Regions from separate parts of the Homo sapiens genome. Here region 1 is linked to region 2. A link is a contact called in ENCODE Hi-C or POLR2A ChIA-PET data. All regions are on one chromosome and are shown on one strand. The core of a region is the stretch at or near the end of the contact, and the rest is flanking DNA. Distances in the headings are between cores, read along the strand shown.

Evidence for each region. A loop is a pair of places that touch in the nucleus more often than their neighbours do. ChIA-PET counts read pairs that join two places held with the same protein, here RNA polymerase II (POLR2A). Pooled maps may share reads with other maps.
Region 1: a pooled map shows a loop between it and region 2 (2.3-fold over the local background). The contact joins two enhancer-like sites. A Hi-C loop is called at or near these places in 2 of 168 maps with a recorded cell type or tissue (both CD8-positive, alpha-beta T cell), 2 of 37 single-sample maps with no recorded cell type and 4 of 50 pooled maps. POLR2A ChIA-PET finds 5 or more read pairs at or near these places in 1 of 52 experiments (WTC11).

What each region holds. Positions count from the first base shown.
Region 1 is chr2:172,693,402-172,699,743 of GRCh38, forward strand. It overlaps a transcript of PDK1 not described here. Among named protein-coding and RNA genes, the nearest start is that of RAPGEF4, 39 kb to the right of the region's middle. RefSeq lists an enhancer at 1-72. Within about 2 kb of position 4,895, at least 4 of the 41 ENCODE cell types and tissues checked have a DNase peak (open chromatin) inside an H3K27ac peak, as active enhancers do.
Region 2 is chr2:172,476,535-172,483,778 of GRCh38, forward strand. It overlaps ITGA6 (integrin subunit alpha 6), which reads left to right. Exons shown (of 26, transcript NM_000210.4): 10 at 3,107-3,205; 11 at 3,456-3,517. All of the region lies in intron 3 of PDK1-AS1 (PDK1 and ITGA6 antisense RNA 1), which reads right to left. Among named protein-coding and RNA genes, the nearest start is that of ITGA6-AS1, 14 kb to the left of the region's middle. Within about 2 kb of position 4,007, at least 7 of the 41 ENCODE cell types and tissues checked have a DNase peak (open chromatin) inside an H3K27ac peak, as active enhancers do.

The DNA of each region.
Region 1 (6,342 bases), core at 3,645-6,144, 220 kb after region 2:
CTGGGCAAGATACTTGACTATGCTTTTGTTTTCTTCTCTGTAAAGTGGTAATAATGTTAGCATACCTACTTCATAGGGTTGTTGTGAAAATTAAATGATTTGGTATATGTAAAATGCTTAGAAGGTACCTGGTACCTGATGCTATATGAGTGTTTGATTTTTTTTGTTTCTATGGCATTAGAGTAGCTCCATTTAAGTCCAAATGGCAAAACGGATGGGGTCAGAGTTGGGCAGAGGACAAACCTGTTTTTGCTTTTCTATGCCTTGAAGCTGTAATAAAGAATCGGACTCTATTTTGACTGCTGACAGCTCTGGAGCCACACCTCTTCCTCTTCCCCTCTTGCTCCACATCTGAGCAAGCTGAGAAGAAAGCCCATATTCCCCTCACTTGGTGCCCATAGGAAGCTCAATCCACACAGTCCTCTTGTCTTATGCAGGAACCTCTAGCCCAGCCCACTCCCTAACTACAATAAAGGCCAAGGCTGCTCTCCCCTCCTGGCTCTCCCTCAAGATCCATTTTCAGACCTTCTTGGGAGCCTACTGTGCTCTCCCCAGCAAGCCTCATTATGTAAGAAGTAAACCTCCTCATACCCTTTTGCTTCCTGTGTAGTCAGGATATCTGAAAAAACGTTTGGTGTATGTGTGGGGTGTCCCACCTCCGTGTGGCGACCATAGCAGAGAGGCATGGGGCCGGGAGACAGGGAGGGCAGAAAGCTACTCTTTCTCTTTCCTCACCCTTCACCATAGGAAATGAATTCCCAGTCTCCAGAGTAAAGACGTTAGGATCCATAGCATTGAGGGAAGAGAACTGCATTTCATGCTTCCTTTAAGTAAGGCTCTTGCACTGCCCTAATGCAATGTCCATGTGGTTACACAAGAGACTACCCAAGCATTTAAGAGTGTAGCCTTCCTTTTGTTTTTACAGAAGCCATTAGAATTTTATTTCTTCACAGAGCTAAAAAAGAATGGAAAATAGAAAATAAAAGAAATACAGCAGGTCCTCAAATAGCATTCAACATCGTTTCATTATAACATTGATGAGAAAAAAATCAATTCCTGCCAGAACCACTGTCTGTGTGGAGTTTGCACAGACTCTCCCTGTCTGTGTGGGCATTCTCCAGGCATTCAAGTTTCTTCCTACATCTCAAGGATGTGCTAGTTTGGTGAATTGGTGTGTCTAAGTCATTCCAGTCTGAGTGAGTGTGGCTATGAGTGCGCCCTGTGATGGAATGTCATCTTGTCCAGGGTTGATTCCCACCTTGCACCGTGAACTGCAGGGATAGACTCTGGCCACCCTTGGTCCTGAACTGGAATGATTGGGTAAATAATTATCTTACTTGTTTTTATTAATCTTTCTTAAATGTATACATAGCTCTCATTTGTTTCAGTGTTTAATATTAGAAGTGTTTTAGTCTTTATGTAGAAGTTTGGTAGGCCGGGCATGGTGGCTCAGACCTGTAATCCCAGCACTTTGGTAGACCAAGGCGGGTGGATCACTTGAGGTCAGGAGTTCAAGACCAGCCTGGCCAACATGGTGAAACCCCATCCCTACTAAAAAATATAAAAATTAGCCGGGCATTGTGGTGTGCATCTGTAGTCCCAGCTACTTGGGAGGCTGAGGTGGGAGAATCACTTGAACCCAGGAGTCAGAGGCTGCAGTGAGCCTATATGACGCCACTGCACTCCAGTCTGGGTGACAGAGTGAGACCCTGTCTCAAAAAACAAAACAAAAAAAGTTTAGCGATGTTTTTTTGACCAGAAATATGCCATAGGAACTTAACTCTTGTTTATATCAACTAGCCTATGATGAAATTGGTTTTATTATATGTTATTTTGCTTAAAGTCACAGTTTCTAAGAACCCATGGATGCCATACTGTGCTCTATCACACTGTAAGGGAAAGGGAGGGAAGAGAGCGAGACAGAAGACTTAACTCATATGTTGAGGACCTACTCCACACCAGGTCCTGTGTTCTGCCCTCTTGTCATGCACACAACATAGACAACAGTCTATAGGGTAGAGATTACAATTCCCACTTAGCAGAAGGGGAAAAAGAAACTCAAGCAGGCTAAATAAATTACCTGTGGTGGACAGACTCTAAACTCTCCCACATATCCTGCTTTCCAGTGTTCAAACCTTTATGTAAGCCCCTCTCCTTGAGCATGGATGGGATCTGGGACTTGCTCCCAACCAATAGTATATGGCAAAGGTGATAGATGCCACTCCTGGAATTATGTTGCATTATATAAACCTCCATCTTACTAGGAGACTGCTCTAGAGACTCTCCTTGCTGGCTTGATGAATTGCTTATGTTGGGAAAAGACAGGTGGCAAGGAACTGCAGGTGGCCTCTAGGAATGACAGGGGGCTCAGAGGAACTGCAGATAGCCTGGTTGCTGAAGATGTCCTCCAGGCAGCAAAAAGCTAGGGCCCTCAGTCCTACAGCTACAAAGAAATGAATTCTGCCAATAACCTGAGTAAGCTTAGAAGAGGCTGGGTGTGGTGGCTTATGCCTGTAATCCCAGCACTTTGGGAGGCTGAGATGGGTGGATCACCTGAGATCAGAAGTTTGTGACCAGGCTGGCCAACATGGTGAAACCCCGTCTCTACTAAAAATACAAAAATTAGCTGGGTGTGGTGATAGTTGCCTGTAATCCCAGCTACTCAGAGGGCTGAGGCACGAGAATTCCTTGAACACAGGAGCAGAGGTTGCAGTGAGCCAAGATCTCACCATTGCACTCCAGCCTGGGCAACAAGAGCGAAACTCTGTCTCAAAAAAAAAAAAAAAAGAAAAAAAAAAGCTTAGGAGAGCATTCTTCCCCAGTTGAGCCTCCAGATAAGAGCACAGCTTGGCTGGCACCTTGATTACTGACTTGTGAGACCCTAAGCAGAGAACCCAGCTAAGCTATGCCTGAACTCCTCACTCAAAAAAGCAATGAGGTAATAAATTGTTTTGTTTTAGGCCAATAACTCTGTGGCAATATATAGTTCATGCACTACCCAACTCCTGTTTTTAACATCTCCTAATTTTAATTTTTTAGTGAGGTAGAATCCTATATAACAGCCTATAAAGTGTTGATGAAAGGCTATAGAACATCTTTGACAGTGGGCCATTTTGATTTAGCTGCTCTCATAATCTGAGAAGTTGATTGTTGAGGAAAGTGTATAATGATCATAATATGCGTTAGTATGATGACATAGGATCACTGACATATTAGGATTTAATAATATCCTAATTGATAGCTTATTTTCTCTTTATTTATACACTCTGACTCTGTCACATTCTTCCAATTTCTATGGAAAGAGTAAATTTAATTTTATTGCTTTATATTTCTGCATTGCTAAAATTTTTCCAGTTAACATCTTTTATAAGGAATCCTATGAAGTTTCTCAATATCTTCCACAAGACTACTTATTCATGATCTTATAGGATCCTTGTAGTGTATGAAATTATTCTAAAGTGTTACACACCTTTGAATATCAGTAATATATAAAGGAGAGGTAAAAAGTGGTAATATTTGTGCCAATCAACCAACATTCACAAGTTATATACTATATTCTAATTTATTACTCTGCTTCTATCCCAATTAGTTTAAGTTTCCTTAGTAAAAGCACTTACTTATTAATATAAATCCACTTCTGCTTGTAAAACTGGTGAATTTGTAACGGAAGATGTTTGAGAGCATATTTCCCAACTTATCCTTGCAATGACATTACCCCAAATAGAGAGGGCTCCTTTGTGTGAATGCTACCCATTTGCTGCCTTAAGAAAATCTAGTTCTCTCATTTGCCAATTCCAACTGCAAAACCCACTGGGCAAAAATCACTAAGTCAAGAAATAATTCTGTGACCAATTCCCCAAGATCTGTAATTGACCCTGTTTGTACAGTCCCAGAGACATACGACAGGGGATGGCAAATAATAAATGGCACGTTTAATTTTAAATTTGCTGGTAAAGTATCCAGATATGTTCCTGCCATTATTTTCACATGTAAATATCCAGCTTTATCAAGCCTCTGACATTTCAAGAAGTGTATTTCTTATGTGGCTGTTGATTACACCAAGTATACCACTGGCCATATTAATCAGGATGGATGGGGCAACTGCCTTCCTTATCTTTAGAATACACGTGCTGAGCAGTGATGCTCTATGATCCAAGCTGAGCTCAGAATGTCTCCAGTTAAAATACAGTCCTCAGAGATTTTAGAGATGTTAATTAACCCCAATAATTACATGTGGTTCTCCCCAAGATTGAGAATCTTCTTAAAAACAATTATTGTGACATTAATCTTTCAATAAATATGTGTAATATTTCAATTACACGTATTTTCAAATATGTGTAATCCTTGTCTCAGAAGATGGAAGAAACTTCCCCATTCTGAAGATACTGGCCCAGATCAACAGAAGCTGAACTGTGTATCTCATTTATATTATACATTACCACAGCTATAGTTTTAGCAAAAATTGCAGTGTATCCTCACCATATGCTACTTGCCAATGAGGAGAATTTAAAATGGTGTCCATAGGGATTTACCATGGCAACTGTCAGAAGCATCTCACCGGAAAACTAGAAACCCTAGAAAATGATCCAAATGTCAGCATTTGTTTATTCTGAAGTACAATCCCACAATGAGATGGCCACCCATCTTCCTGAAAGAAATCCCAGTCTACTGTGTAATTTTTATGGCAGAGATAAAAGTCATCAGCATCAGCCTAGAGGGCGAGATGAAATACTTCCTAAAACCAGTTTAATTTTGCATTCTGGTTTTGTGTATCTACATGGAGGTATGCATGAATCATCCCCCACTTTGTTCTACCAAATATTTAGAGTTTCTAATTTTCATGCTCTCTAGACTTCTGAGCATTTTCCTGCCCCTTCCTTTCTCTCCACCAAGAATCTCCCTCTTCTCATGCAAGAAAATATAGCATAAGTTTGGGCTGGTTTGTAAGTGTGACTCACTTCACCATGGTATGACTCATCCTGGGTAAGCTGATCATAAAAGAAAAGCACCTTCCTCAGCAACGTCTGGTCTTCCACCCAAACTACTACAGAGCCTCCTACCCCTCAGGAAGAAAGTCCACCTACCTATATTCCCTGTCATGTGTTAACTGCATTCTCTTGAAAATTCCTGTTATATTCTTCTAAGCCTAATGGTTGGAACTTGAGTGTGCACCACAGCTATCTGAAGGGCTTGTTAAAACAGAGGTGACTGGGCTCCACCCCCAGAACTTCTGATTCTGGAGGGCTGTGGGAAGCCTCAGCATTCACATGGGTAACAAATTCCCAGGTGACGCTGAAGCTGGTCTAGGAACCACACTGAGAACTACTGTTTTAGGCAATGGTCCTCAACCTTGACTACACATTAGAACCACGTGAGGAGGTATTAAACAACACGCATGCCCAGGGCCTCCCAAGACCAAGTAAATGAGAATCTCTTGCAGGAGAGTCTCAGGTACTGGTGTTTTTTGTTTCTTAGAAGCTCCTCAGGTGATTTTTATGTGCTGCTAGGATGAGAACCATTACAGTAAGAGAAGCTGATGCCAGAGATGCAAAGGGGGGTGAGATTTAAGGAGAGTGCCTTGACTCAAAATCTCCCCTATACGTTTGGTATTTTATGTGAAGAATGCATGTTTTAATATTTAAGCAGCATTTAAAATATTTCAAAAGCACATTAACATATGTCTCATGTCCCCAGAATCTATTGTTAGTCAAATATTAAAGAATTATTATAGCCATAATAATAGCAAACTTTCATTTCTAGTTGCTACAACTGGGTGGCTAGAAATTTAATTACGCTATTTTTTATGGCAAGATGAATGTGCTATTTTCTATGAGAGAATAAAAATTTGCAGCATTTGAGCACAGCAAAAACATAATAAATGGCATGGAAAACATATTCCTTATCAAGAGAATAATTATCAGGAAACCTCAACTGAGTAAAACTAGAGCTTCTCAGCGAAGCTGAGCTGTAAGTTAGTTTGTGCTTGGAAACAAACTCTTCCGTCCCTGCAAGTAGTCAACTGAATCGTTCATATTTTTTTTGAAGACACCTGATTTTGAGTACAGACCTCATCTGACTTTTTTTTTTTTTTTTTTTACTGTTCAGATTGTAAAAGTTAAAAGTAGTGCACTGGATTGTTATTGCATAAGACCACTCAGTCTCTGTGGGACTCAGGTAATTGCGACCGATTTTCAGACTAGACTTCAGTCTTTTCAGGTTTCTTTTCCTGCTGTCTAGCATAGCACTTGGCACAGAATAGATGCTCCACAAATATTTACCAATTTAAGTGAAAATTATTGCTCTATTTCAGAAGAACTAAATGTGCTTTTTTTCTTTTTCTTT
Region 2 (7,244 bases), core at 2,757-5,256:
TGTTAAGCATGTTCTATAATCAGGTTATACTAAAATGTTGACCTTTTGGACTGAAATTTGTCATACCTATACTTCAAAGGTTTATATGAATTGTGAAGCTATTTCTTTTTCTTTTGAAGTTAGTAAACAATGTAATAACAACCTATTTTCTAAAATCTTTTAAAGTATCTGAGGAAAACATAGATCCAAGTTAGAATTTTTACTTCATATATTTTTAAAACCTTAATTTTGATGATGAAAAAAACAAAACACATATAAAATGTGACAGTACAAAGAACATACAGAAGGAAACCCCCTATAATTCACCATGCATTATTAAACTCCAAGATCTTGATTTCTATTTTATTTTCTGTGATTGGACCATGTATATTTAACAAAATTAAGACCATAATTGTGCATAATTTTGTAACCTGCTTTTGTCTCTTTAGGATACATAGTAGACTTTTCCTATGTCACTGAGTACTTTTCCAAAATGAAGTTAACAACTGTCTGTGAGGCATCTTCTGACAGGTTCAGAGCTTATTTAACCAACTGCCTTGCTCTCACTGGATGGTTACGTTGCTTCGCAATTTTTTTTTTTGCTCCCATGATATAAAAAGCTGTGGAAAACATTCTTACTTTTGTTTATATCCTTGATTATTTCCTTATTATAAATTCCTGGATGTGAAATTGATATATGTGCTTCAAGACTTTTGATTCGGTTTCGCCAAGATGACCTCCCAAAATGGTGCGACATTTCCCATCCGTGGTGTTTGAGTCTCCCTTTAACCAGCGCTTTCATCACTGCTGGAAATCACCATTAAAAATTGGAGGCTTTTTTTGGTTTGTTTTTTAATTTTCAAAAAGTAGCAGATTTATTTTTTTTAAAGTTAATAATATAGAATTATAGAAAATCCAGTACATTATTCCCATCTTCCACAAAACTTGTGTGCATTTCTCTACTTTTAGGGTATCATCAAAAGGCTACACTGTAACTTCTGCTGTCTAATCTGGTTTTTATTTAATCTTGGGCTATCTCTCCTTGTCAATACAATAGATGACTTAACTTTAGTCAGTTAAATGTTTGCCCCTGTCTATGTGTAACTGATATTTTAATATCCTTACTTTCCTGTCCTCATAAGTAGGTTGACTGTCAACCCTGTACACTTGTTCCCTCTTTACTTGCAGATAGTGTGAAAGTAGAATTCAACAACCCTTTGATAAGAAGAGGAGTAACTTCCCCTTATTTTACAAATGAGGAAACTGAGGCCCAGGACTTGGCTTGAGCTTTTAAGGCTGGAGCCTGAGAGGACAGAATGTAGCACCTAAATCTTCCTGACTTGAATCCTGTGCATTTTTTCTACTAAATTGTACTAGCACTTCAGGGTAGTTAGTAAATAAACACCAATTTTAAACATGAGGCAGCCAAACTAATAAGACTTATTTTCTATGTTAAAAGACACAGTTTTCATAATTCATGTATATTTTGCCCTCAAAATTGTGTGTTGTATGTTTAAAAAACAAAATATGTTCTAGGCAGAAATGTCTGTTAAAATTCTACAGTATGTAAAATACTATATCTGTGGCAACTGTGCCTTTTAAATATGCTCTCAAAACTTAAGAATGTATCTAGTTAGTATCTTAGAACCTAGCAGCTGTCTAAATGTAAAATAAAAATAGAATGGTAAACAATAAAGGAAAATGGAAAAACAGGGAATGTGGGCAGTATTTGACCCTTTATTGGACCCTACCTTCACTGTGAATGGACTTGTGCTCTAGCCTACCAACAGATTGATTCCAGAAGTTCGAGCTAGCTGTTTGGGATTTGGAATGCATTTTCTTGTAGAAACACTGTTCTCCAGAATGGCTGGGTTTACCACAAGCCCATCAGAGTCAGCCTAACTGAATCCACGTGGTAATGAAACCCCAGGCCCCATTCTGAGTTCTGGTGGGGAGCAATGGAGGTGGGCCTCCTCACCCACTCATACCCCTCAACCCACCGCATACCTGCATTTCTTGTGCCTGTGGCAGCAGTTGGGCCACAGACCCGTGGAGACCCCTGTGGCTGCTGGGAGCAGGGCAGCCAAAACATACGAAAAGATGTTTTCAGATGGTGAACCAGAGTAGGGCGTGGAATTGGATTCCAGCTTCTCAAGTGTTTGCGGGGTTGCAGTAGGCAGCGCAGAGATGGGAAGAAGTTTAAAAGTTTAAGTTTTTGCTTGCAGAGATATCGTGGGGGTAGAAAAGTTGTCAATCCTGGCAATAGGAAGGCAAAGACTGAAGGTTGTGGGTGGGAGACTCCGAGGGAGGCTGAAGAGAAGGGCAAGTGTTTGTACAATGGAGACTCCCAAGTTCAGGATTGCCTGTATTAATTCACATACTGTAGACACGCTGATCATGAGCATCTCAGGTATTAGGTGTTTGTTGGTGTAATTCTTCCAGAGGGTATGTTGGCAAGACTACTCGTAATTAAAAATGCACATATTCTTTGACTCCAAAATTCTGCTGCTGGGAATTTATCCCACAGATAAACTCAAGTGTGTGCACAGATGATGTTTGTGAAAGCAGAAAGCTCAACAACGTGAATGTCTACCGATTAGGTACTGGTTAAATAAAGGATGTTACACTGATACAGTGTAACGCCATCAGGTGTGAAAAACAGTGAACTAGATCTATGTGTATATACAGGACAAGACCTCTGAAATGGATGAGAAAAAGCCACATACAGAACAATGGCAATTAAGTTCCCATTTAGTTGAAATTATACATATATTTTAATATTTAATTTTAGATAATTTTAACTGACGTGTCTGGAAGAACATACAAGGCTACTTGGGTGTTCGGGTGGGAATGGAGACAAAATATTTACTTTAACCCCCACATGTTGCACATGTACTCATAAGTGTGTACGTTTTTAAACAAATATTGTATAATGAGGCTCTGCATTGTATACATTTATATCTATTAACAGTTATTTTCTTCAGCAATGGGGGAAAACGTCACGTGTATTTTTTTTCCTGTGTTTTTAAGCTGTGCTGGGCAGCTAAGGATGCTCTCTAGTATGTGAATTAGACTCACATTCAAGGTAACAGAGGCTGAGCTTGTTTTTCACTCCTTTTGTCTTCAGATCCCGGCCTGTGATTAATATTCAGAAAACCATCACAGTAACTCCTAACAGAATTGACCTCCGCCAGAAAACAGCGTGTGGGGCGCCTAGTGGGATATGGTGAGCATCCCTCTGTCTTGGTGGGATCCCCCTCAGTTTCCCACCTCCACTTCATGATGACTCTATTGTCCTGAGGAGCCACAGGGAAGATGACAGGAGTGCTGGGCAAAGGGAAGAGGGTCTGTCAAGTGTTTTTATAACATGTTGATCATCAATGGGCATTGGGGGGATTGGAGAGCTAGGGAACATGTTGGGTTTTTTCCACTGCAATAATGGATCTTTTAAGAAATATGTGTTTGATTTTATTCAGCCTCCAGGTTAAATCCTGTTTTGAATATACTGCTAACCCCGCTGGTTATAATCCTTCAATATGTAAGTACCTAGTACCTTTAAAATATGTCTACTTTCTGTCTGCCAGGTTGAAAGTTCTGCATAAATCACAGAAAAATAAAACTGCAGTGGCCAACATGGGTCTGTCAATTCTGGTGTAAAGAATTAAGTGTATGTTTTGTCTCCCTTTTAATCAGGAGGGCACAGCACCGTGAGGGAGGAAAAAAACTCCACTTGGTCGCCATTTGAGTTTTCCAGAGCAGATGGTTTAGGACAGAATGGCTTGGAAAAGTACTTATTTGCTACCACAACCATTTCCTCCATTTCTGTCTTTGAAAAGCAGTGTGGAAAATTGATTTTGTGGTTGTGAGGTGGTGGGTGGTGGCTGGTGGTTGTGAGGTGGTGGGTGGTGGCTGGTGGTTGTGAAAGGGCAACGGCAGGAGCCAGAGCACAGCACAGAGTCACTGCCAGGCTGCCTTCTCTTCCCCACGCCCCTCCCTCCCGGAACACCCGCCCTGTGTTCCCAAGAGCAGGCCCCTAGGGAATTTGCAAGCCGGCCCTGAGAGGTCAGAGACCTGGTCTCTGCTCCTGGTTTCAGCTTTGATACTGACTGACCCACAGGGCAAGTCCCTTAACATATGAGTTTGCTTTCCTGTCCGTTCAGAACAATGCCTAGTAGTCATTAGTGCATACAGTTGTGCTGGAGATCAACTGAGAAGACATGAAAAGCACTTTGTCATTTATTAGATACTGTTCTGCTTCCTTTTTTTGTAATTCAAAGTAAGATTTTTTTAAATTTTTGTGGATACATAGTAGGTGTATATATTTATGGGGCAACACAGGATTTTTGACAAGAATTTTGACACCGTTAATGATACTCTTAACAATAGTGGCCGTCGTAAGCTCTCCTCTGGCATGTTTTAATAGCAGCCACACTTCTTCAGCTGTGAGTCACCTGACCCCTGGCTCCAGAGTCAAGGCCAGGGGCATAGGAATTCCAAGAAAATCTTTTCTGCAAAGAGGAAGTGAAAAGAATGAGGAAATTCTCAACCCGGGTCCGGCCATGGTCCTGGCAGTTTGGGATTCTAGTGTACTGTATCTGCCACCAAGGGACACTTTGTGAAGAACAAGGTCATTCTGTCCTTTCATATGGTTGTCAGCCTTTACGATACTATGAGGTAATGAGTCCTCTGAAGTGTTCTCCCTGTTATCTAAAGTAGTAGTTTTCTTTATTTAAAAAGATGTCCCTTATAATATTCCAGAATATAACCTAATTCAAATAACCTAAAGTTGTTGCTTGAAACAGGAAAAAATAGCCACATAAGGACTAGGGTTTGCAATGGTGAATCCTCTCACACGTCACAGCTCTGTTCTTAGCTGTACTCTAATTCTTCTTTAACTTTATATGAAGTTTTATATAACACTAATGAATGTATCCACTAAGACAACAGAATGAAGATACTGACCTGTGATAAAGTTCAGTGAATTATGAAAAGGGACAGTTTAAATAAATGTACTGTCTTTAATTTTTTTTAAGTCCCCCTTCACCTGATTCTCAGTGTCATAAGCTCAGTTAGCCTTCATCTTTCCAGATTTCGAGCTGTCTGCAGGTGGTTTCTCCGTCTCCCCTTCTGTGGGGTCGTCTCCTGCTGTGTGGTCTCTCCATGGGACCTGCAGACCTTGCACGAAGCATTCTTAGAGTGGATGGATTATGACTTCGTGCACAGGGGGAGCTGTGGCCTTTTGCTTTGCTTTTTGATGCAGCCGGCATTTTGTCGAGTGTAGAAAGCAATTCTTTGTGTGGCTTTTAATGACAAGAAAATGTATACTGTGACTCTTCAGGATCTATCATCCTTTCAGTATCATTTGTGTTATTTTTACCCAAATGCCATACCTTACACTAGCCCACTTGGATAATGGGCCCTTTGCCAGTGTTTGGAATGAATTAGAGAGACAAGGAGAAAACAGTGATTCTTTGACTAGGCAGCCAGAGAAAAAGGGGAAACATTTTTATTCTGTTCTGATGGCCATTTTTTCAAACCACTCTCAGTTTGACTGTAGATGTGAAATATCATCAGAGCACTCCTTGACTTCCCCCAAATTAATCACCTATATAAAATACAGACTTTCTCCTAGCTGTAGCACAGCATTTGATGCCATGTGTATTACTTTTATGTTATGTAGCTACTCCATTAACCAAGTGTTTATGGATGGCCTTTTATGGGTGGAACTTTCCTTTGAAGACATTCAAAGAACATTTGCTTTCATTGCTTTTACTTCCACAGTAAATTCTAAATGAACTAAGACAGAACTTCTACAAAGCTACATAAGTTAATACATCTAAAATCTTCTCCCAGTAGCCAAGAATGTGAGCTTATTGTTTGACTGGGCTATTTTAGCTCAGCAGTCCTCAGATGTGGTGTTCCATACATATAGATATCTATAATTGAGCCGTAATGAGTGTTCTACTTGGCTTGCCCCTCAAGCAGTTAGCAAAGGTGGCCTGCAAAGATTTTAAGATGATGTGGACTGTCTGGAGGGTTAGGGAAGGTTAGAGTGAATTTGGCAGATAAACGGTTTTCCTGCACCCACACCTCCCATACTTTTGCTGTGAGGGGCACTTTTGCTGTGAGGGGCACTCAGCGTGTGAGCCTTTATCTGGTTCATTGTGAAGCTAGCAGGTCACTTATAAATGGATGATGTCAAGGCTGCAGAGGCCTAAAATGGGGGAGCATTCCATTTGGCAGCTGTGACATTTAAGAATTCTCCAGATGGACACAAAAATTACTATTGAAACTGTCAGTGTTTCTAAATTTTGTTCTGAATAGCTCACATTCAGCATAAGAATGTCACATCGTGTGTGTGCGCATGTGTGTGCAAGTGGGGAACCAGTTACTGCCACTTCTGTTCATCTGTTCCATAAATCATATGTCTATCAGGTGTTGTGCTAGTTGCTGGGGACTGTGGTGGGGAATAAGACTGATGTGATCCTTGTCCTCGGCTTTGCCCCACTGTGGGAGACAATCAGGAAATCACAGCGTAGTGGGCTTAAATGTAGAGACTGGAGAGATGGAATACTCTAGGATCGCGAAGAGAGGCCAGGACAGGCTTCCTGGAGGAGGTGAGGTCCAAGCTGAAATCTGAAGGGGAAGGGAGGGCTTAGCCAAGCAGGCCAACACTGCTGGGAGGTGGAAGGGAAAAGAAGGGAAAGACAGCTGGCTGAGGGAAGGAGTGACTCCTGCGGTGGTTAGGAGGCAAGTGAGACCTGGGCATCTAAGACCCTGTAGAAAGCAATCGCCTTTTGTGTTTGTGATAGAGACTCAGAAGCTGGTGCTGCTTCTGTCCCTCTCAGTATGACCCCAAGCCTCCCCAGAAAAGGTCTCTTCCAACTCTAAAGTGAATATTAGAATGTGAGTTATTCATTTTCTGTGTTTTCTGTAGCAGATTTTTGTCCTGGAGATTGCCTTCTCCAGCCCTCTGCACACTTTGGTTTGCTTTCCCTTTTGATGGTTAGTGACTGCTTAATGAATGTAAGTAATTTAAGTATTGGCCCATGAAAAACAAAGTTAGCAGCCACATCTAATGAACCAACAAAGAATGCGTTCTGAAGTAAAAAAATGAGATTCTGATCATCCACATCCTAGCTTCCCTCCAGGTTCCATTAGTGTAGGTTATCAAGAACAGGCTGTGCCTTCTAGCCCAGTGCAAGGTAGGCAGTTTGGTTGTGGGAGCTATATTATGCTGACCGACAGGCCCTCCATCCACTCAA